2 separate regions of the Homo sapiens genome follow, and region 2 is linked to region 1. A link is a contact called in ENCODE Hi-C or POLR2A ChIA-PET data. All regions are on one chromosome and are shown on one strand. The core of a region is the stretch at or near the end of the contact, and the rest is flanking DNA. Distances in the headings are between cores, read along the strand shown.

What was found. Hi-C counts contacts between places; a loop is a spot of excess contacts on that map. ChIA-PET counts read pairs that join two places held with the same protein, here RNA polymerase II (POLR2A). Pooled maps may share reads with other maps.
Region 2: a loop to region 1 is called in a pooled map, with 19 times the contacts of the local background. The contact joins the promoter of ZNF417 here to the promoter of ZNF551 in region 1. A Hi-C loop is called at or near these places in 5 of 37 single-sample maps with no recorded cell type and 12 of 50 pooled maps. POLR2A ChIA-PET finds 5 or more read pairs at or near these places in 5 of 52 experiments (CD4-positive, alpha-beta T cell, Caco-2, H1 and 2 more).

Annotation. Positions count from the first base shown.
Region 1 is chr19:57,680,179-57,683,970 of GRCh38, reverse strand. ZNF551 (zinc finger protein 551) reads right to left here and starts at 1,994. Exons shown (of 3, transcript NM_138347.5): 1 at 1,727-1,994. The coding sequence starts at 1,807. RefSeq lists a silencer at 1,554-1,623 and an enhancer at 1,679-2,302.
Region 2 is chr19:57,915,342-57,919,133 of GRCh38, reverse strand. It overlaps ZNF417 (zinc finger protein 417), which reads left to right and starts at 2,542. Exons shown (of 3, transcript NM_152475.3): 1 at 2,542-2,755. The coding sequence starts at 2,723. RefSeq lists enhancers at 2,166-2,225, 1,622-2,477, 2,496-2,785.

The sequences.
Region 1 (3,792 bases), core at 745-3,244:
CCACAGATGGCCAATTATGCCCCTAAGATAACGTGACAGCCTGACTGAAACTTCCCAGATCCCACCAAGAGTTAATATAAAACCCTGGTCAGTCTGCAGAGAGGTGAATACGCACCAGTCCTAGCATCATCCTGTCTAACTCCTATGCCTCTACATTCATCTCATGTCTACTCACCCCTGAGAAGCCTTGGCCACATGCTAGATCATAATCTCTGTACGACCCTCACCGTGAACACTTCTGTCCAAGACCTGTGTTGCAACACCTCACACAACCAGGGGCTCACACAGGAGACCTGTCCTTGACCTTCCCCTCCCCTTCCTTGACAACTATTATTATCATTGTGAGCAGGCTTCCCCTCTACTAAATGTGATCCACAGCTCCACCCCGGCCCACAGATTGTCCACTACCTTTTGGAAAAGTCTCCATTCTGAATCTCTCCTCACTGTTCCTGACCTACAGTTCCAGCAGCCCATGAACCATTCTCTGAAAGCTCTCATACTCTTAGCAGGTCAAAAATAAAACTTCTGATATCCCAAATGAAAACTACTCCTACTATGTACTTCCCCATCTTAGTTGATGGAGCTTCCACACTTCTAACTGCCAAAATAAAACCTTTCAGTCATCCCTGACTCCACTCTCTTTCTCAAAACTAAAAATTCAGGCAGCCCTACTTAAAAAATGAATCCAGAATCCAACTGCTTCTCGCATCTTCACAGCCACCATTTTGGCCTATCACATTCTATCACATTCACCTGGCCTATCCCAGTAGTCTCCTCCCAGGTCTCCCCACCTCATCCTTCAGTTGGCTTCCCATGCTGCAGCCACAGGGAGCCTAATAAGACCAGAACCAGATCACCTCCCTCTTCCACTCCAAACCTCCCACTGTTACTATTAAGTAACGAATAGACAACTCAACTTCTCAGGGAACCATTCCGGGTCTGACTTCTACTACACTGCTCCCTGTTCTCATGAAAAGAAAATAATTGTAGGTTCCTGAACTATCTTAGCCTCCTCTCCAAACTTAGCATATACTGGTAACTTTGCCTTGGACAACCTTCTACATCTCCTTTCCCCCGGCTGCCAACAGCTTCATATAATCTAACCTGGACTTAAGACTCTGGGCTTTGTATTTGCTCAAAGTCTCAGGGCCCAAGGCTAGACGAGTGGCGAGGCTCAGGTCGCCCAATGACCCTGGTCCAGTTTTGGAGCCAGGTGGCCTGGGCTGGCTGCACTATCTCCGCACCTCAGTTCTCAGTGCTGACTTTACCAGCTGCGTGAGCTTGGACAAGAACTCAGTCTTCCTATGCCTAACTACTATTACCTCTCTTCAGCCTGTTCTTCCCCTGAGCAACTTTTGGATAGCTTTAGGAAATCCTAGCCCAGTGTCCCTATCTGTTCACAAATCTCGAAGGCTGCCAGTGTCCTCAGAATCGTCAAATTCGTCAGGTGCAACTCTGCCTCACTCTATGTTCCTGCAGACCCGAGACGGACCCCAGGCTCCTGAATCCCCCCCAGCTTAGTCGCAGCTCCAAGTTCTGCACGCGCCAGTCAACTGCCCGTCACATTTCCGTACACACTGGGCGTCACAAACGGGTCCAATCCACAAGCGCCTTCTTGTCCAGGGTACTGGGGCCTGGGCTGCAGGGCTGTGAGCAGGCATCCCTCACTGGGCCTTAAGGCTTCTGCTGGGGGAGGTAGGCGAGACCCGGAGGACGCACAACTCACCTGAGCCGAGTCCCTCAGCGCGACTGCCGCCATTGAGCTCCGTGGACTAGGCGGGGAGCGGCGGCCGACCGGGGCGGGCATTCGAACACAACAGTCCCTATCCCGGGCCTGGCGCAGCTCACCCGAGGTGGTGTCGCAGAACCTCTGGCCCACTTTCGCGACTTCTCTGTCCCGTCCCTCAGTCGCGACCTCCACTGCAGAAACTGGCGGGCTGGACAAACAGGACAGAGGCCAAAATGACCGCCACGAGGAGGACGCCGGAAGTTCCGGCCCGTCGCGCTGCGCGTGCGCGGAAGTGTTGCTATCCTGGGCTGTCATTGGCTCAACTCCGCCGCCGTTTTGCGCTCTGCACTCTGGATAATGTAGTTTCCAAAACTCCACGGAGCTCTTCGGAGTGTGTCCACTGCTTTGACCTCTGCGAACTTGTATTCTGAGGTGCTGTGCCCCGTGCAGGGAAATGGCGACTTCGGCCTCTAGGGGAGAAGGAGGTATTTACTCCTTCTTAAAGGGGCTTTTCCCAGATTTCTGGGAAGTGTTTTCCGTAACTGATCACTTAAGTGTTTAGAGACATTATTTCAGACTCCACGAAGCTCAGGGTGCCCCTAGAGGCAAACAAATATTATTTCAGGGGGTTGGGCGCGGTGGCTCACGCCTGTAATCCCAGCACTTTAGAAGGCCGAGGCGGGCGGATCACCTGAGGTCAGAAGTTCGAGACCAGGCTGGCCAACATGGCGGAACCCCATCTCTACTAAAAATACAAAAATTAGTCGGGCGGGCCGGGCGCAGTGGTTCACGCCTGTAATCCCAGCACTTTGGGAGGCCAAGGTGGGTGGATCACGCGATCAGGAGTTCGAGACCAGCCTGGCCAACATGGTGAAACCCTGTCTCTACTAAAAATACAAAAATTAGCCGGGCATGGTGGCGAGCGCCTGTAATCCCAGTACTTGGGAGGCTGAGGCAGGAGAATCGTTTGAACCTGGGAGGCAGAGGTTGCAGTGAGTCGAGATCACGCCATTGCACTCCAGCCTGGGCGACAGGGGGAGACTCCGTCTCCAAAAAAAAAAAAAGAAAAAAAAAATTTGGATTTTGGAGCATTTTGGATTTTAGATTTTTGGCTCAGGGATATTCAACCTGTATTTTGTTCTCATTAAATAGGTTCCTCTTTCACTTTGTTATTGTTTGATATACTAAAGTTTTAATTTTCATGAAGTCTAATTGGTCTATTTTTCTTTTGTCACATGTGTATTTGGTGTCAAATCCAAGAAATTATGGCCAAATTCAATGTCATAAAACTTTCACCCTATATTTTCTTTTAAGTGTTTTATAGTTTTGGGTCTTATGTTTAGGTTTTTAGTCCATTTTGAGTTCATTTGTGTTTTTGGTGTTAGGTAAGGGTTCACCTTCATTCCTTAGCATGTGAATATTTCATTTTCCCAGCATCATTTGCTGAAAAGATCATCGTTTCCCCATTGAGTGGTCTTGGTAGCCTTGTTGAGATCATTTGACCATATACATTACTATTGCAAATGATATTGTTTTCTTAATTTCCTTTTCAGATTTTTCATTGTTAGTGTATGGAAGGGCATATGAGTTTTACATGTTGACTTTTGCATGTTGACTTTGAATTCAGCTACACAGGTGAATTTGTTTATCAGTTCTTTTTTTTTTTTTTTTTCCCAGACGGAGTCTCACTCTGTTGCCCAGGCTAGAGTGCAATGGCTTGATCTTGGCTCACCACAAGTTCCACCTCCCAGGTTCAAGCAATTCTTCTGCCTCAGCCTCCCAAGTGGCTGGCACTACAGGCGCCAGCACCATGCCCGGCTAATTTCTGTATTTTCAGTAGAGCGAGGGTTTTACCATGTTGGCCAGGCTGGTCTTGAACTCCTGACCTCAGGTGAGCCACTGCGCCTGGGCTTTTTTGTTTTTGTTCTTGAGACAGTGTCTTGCTCTGTCTCCCAGGGTGGAGTGCAGTGGCGCGATCTCAGCTCACTGCAACCTCTGCCTCCCGGGTTCAAGCGATTCTCCTGCCTCAGCCTCCTGAGTAGCTGGGGTTACAAGCATACACC
Region 2 (3,792 bases), core at 1,293-3,792, 230 kb before region 1:
CACATTCTGTATTTGTCCTGATTGACTAGCAACTTAGAACATTTTTAAAAGAGGCAAAGGCAAGAGGAAAACGAAGGAGGAATTAACTTATGGAATGCTAAGAAAGGCAAAAACACCTTCAAATAAGAGGAACAGGCTATGACAATGCTTGCTTGGACCAGTGTAAACATGCCAGGGCAAATATTTAGGCTAAATTGTGGGAGCTAAGAACATAAAGTACATGGATTTTTTTAATTACGGCTAGAAGATATTTAAGAATGTTAGCACAGGTCTTTGAATAAATTTTGCTTCTAAGAGAAGTTACTATTTATTCCTAATTAGATGGGAGGAAAGTCTTTGAAGAGGAACCTGTACTTTACTTTTTACAGACTGTAGCCATCACTACTACCAAGATACCATTTATTTTATTGTTTTTTGTTTCTTTGTTTGAGAGAGTCTCGCTCTGTCGCCAGGCTGCAGTGCAATGGCGCGATCTCAGCTCACAGCAACCTCTGCCTCCCGGGTTCAAGTGATTCTCCTGCCTTAGCCTCCCGAGTAGCTGGGACTACAGGCGTGTGCCACCACACCCGGCTAATTTTTTTTTTGTATTTTTAGTAGAGACGGGGTTTCACCATGTTAGCCAGGATGGTCTCGATCTCCTGAACTGGTGATCCGCCTGCCTCGGCCTCCCAAAGTGCGAGGATTACAGGCGTGAGCCACCGTGCCCAGCCTTATTGTTCTTTATAAGACTGATGTCAAATTACTAAAAGGAGTTGAATGTAAGTTAGAATATCAAGTAAAGGATACTAAGTGGGAAAAAGTGTTGTTCAATTAATTGAACGCTATAATGATTTGTGAACCCCCCAAATTTGAGACAGGTCTCAGTTAATTTAAATAGTTTATTTTGCTGGCCAGGTGTGGTGACTCATGCCTGTAACCCCAACACATTGGAGGGTGAGGCAGGCAGATCACGAGGGAGATCGAGACCATCCTAAACAAGGTGAAACCCCCGTCTGTACTGAAACTACAAAAATTGGCGTGATGCCACGTGCCTGTACTCCCAGCTACTCGGGAGGCTAAGGCAGGAGAATCACTTGAACCCGAGAGGCAGAGGTTGCAGTGAGCCGAGATCGCGCCACTGCACTCGAGCCTGACCAAAGAGCGAGACTCCGTCTCATAAAAGAAAAAGTTTATTTTGCCAAGGTTGAGGACACATGCCCGTGACACAGCCTCAGGAAGTCCTGACGACATGTGCCCATGGTGGTTGGGGTACAGGTTGGTTTTATACATTTTAGGGGGACATGAGACATCAGTGAATATATGTAAGAAGTACATTGGTTCCGACCAGAAAGGCGGGAACAACTCGAAGCAGGGAGGGGACTTCCAGGTCACAGGTAGACAGGTAGAGAGACAAATAGTTGGATTCTTTTTAATTTCTGATAAGTCCTTCCAAAGGAGGCAATCAGAATAGGCATCTATCTCAGTGAGGAGAGGGAAGACTTTGAATAGAATGGGAGGCAAGTTTGCCCTGAGCAGTTCCCAGATTGACTTTTCCCTTTAGCTTAGTAATTTTGAGGCCACAAGATTTTCCTTTCACAGATTCTATCAGCAGGAGAGTTGTTTTCTGTAGGAATCACAGAGATTCAGCTTTGCACTCCTGCTATAGGGGAGCACATCCCTAACTTCCTTCATTTGCCTTAGGCACTCTAAGGCTTCTGAGGGCCTTCAGACACATTATAACACAACAACGCTTATCAGCCTCTGCTTCCAGTGCAGGTATTTTGCGACTGAACGACTGTTTCAAACGGTGTGGTAATTTGGATTTTTAGCCTTTAGGAGAATCCTAAATAATAGTTTTAGCTTGAGCTCCCTATTATTTACCTTGCGCTCCCCGAAATCTGAAACAGTATTTTTCCAGATTCTTGAGTGATTAGTTACAGACACTAGTCTCCAGGAATCTCAATACGGCTTCTAAGGCTAGGTGAGACCCCTCCTCTGCCCTAGAAAGGCGCCTTTTTTTTTTTTTTTTTTTTTTTTTTTTTTTTTTTTTTTGAGACAGAGTCTTGCTCTGTCGCGCAGGCTGGAGGGCAGTGGCGCGATCCCAGCTCACTGCAAGCTCTGCCTCCCAGGTTCACGCCATTCTCCTCCAGCCTCAGCCTCCAGAGTAGCTGTGACTGTAGGCGCCCGCCACCACACCCAGCTAACTTTTTTTTTTTTTGAATTTTTAGTAGACACGGGGTTTCACCGTGTTAGCCAGGATGGTCTCCATCTCCTGACCTCGTGATCCGCCCACCTCCGCCTTCCAAAGTGCTGAGATTACAGGCTTGAGCCACTGCGCCCGGCCAGAAGGGTGCGCTTTTTAAGGAGAACCCCTGACCTGATGGCGGGCTTTTCCTGCAGATGGACTCTGGGTATCGCTCTTTTTAGCGCCATGGAAAGTGGGGAACTACATTACCCAGAAAGCTCTGCGTTAAACGACAGCCGGTCAGAGCCAATGAGCACTCGGAAAGAAGGCATTTCCACGTGTGCACGTAACGTAAGGCTGAGACTTCCGGGGTCTCTAGTAGCGGCTGTGTATCGGTGACGCGGGTGTTTCCCCAGTTTGTGGCCCCTGAGTGCTGGGGGGGGACCGCGGTGACTGAACCTAGAAGGTGGAGAGGAATCGTCCTCGGTGCCCAGAGGCGGCTCTGCAGCCCCGTGACGGCGACCACTGCTCCCGGGCCGTGCTTCCCCAAGTAGTCCGATGGCAGCGGCTGCGCCGAGGCGCCCGACTCAGGTAATTGTGGCGCCTTCTGTGCCCTCAGGTCACCCCATCGTCACCCAGGTCCTAAACCAGCGAGGGAGCGGCTCCTGCTCACGGGTCTGTAGCCGGTACCCGGCGTAGGAACACTGAGGCGCTCGCAGGAGGGGTCCCTGTGTAACTGTCCAGTGGGGGTCCCTGTGTAACTGTCCAGTGGGTTCACCTTGCCAGCTGCCTAGACAGAGCCGATTTATGAAGACTGGAGAATTGCGATGGAGAAATAGTAATTGACGCAGAGCCGTCAGGCTGTTCTGGAGACAGGAGTTTTATTATTACTCAAATCAGTCTCCATTAGCATTCCGGGATCAGAGTTTTCAACATTAATTTGGCGGTAAGGGTTGGGACCTGAGATGGATTCATAGAGGGTTAAAGTGAGTTTTTCATGCTGTTTTCTGTTCTGGGTGGGATGGCAGAACTGATTGACCCAGATTACCGGTCTGTGTGTTGTCAGCTGATCCATCCAGTGCAGGATCTGCAAAATACCTCAAGCACTGATCTTAGGTTTTACAATAGTGATTTATCTTCAGGAGCAACTTGGGGAGGTTCAGACTCTTGGAGTCAGAAGCTGCATGACCCCTAAACGGTAATTTCTAACCTTGTAGCTAATTCGTTAGTCCTGCAAAGGCAGGCTGTTCTCCAGGCAAGAAGGGGGTCTTTTCAGGAAAGGGCTATTATCAATTTTGTTTCAGAGTGAAACCATGAACTGAATTCCTTCCCTAAGTTAATTCAGCCTATACCCAGGAATGAACAAGGACAGCTGAAAGGTTGGAAGCAAGACGGAGTCAGTAAGGTCTGATTTCTTTCACTGTCATAATTTCCTCAGTTATAATTTTGCAAAGACGGTTTCACCTGTTTCTGACACCCGTGGGATGCGGTGGGGAGAGCAACAAGCACAGGGAGGGGCGCAGGCAATGGCCTGGAGATGGACGGAGCCGGGAGGATGGAACCTGTCTGGAACAAAGTGTGAGGTGGAGCTCTCCCTGGAAGAGTAAGCAGGCCGAGGGCTGTGCATT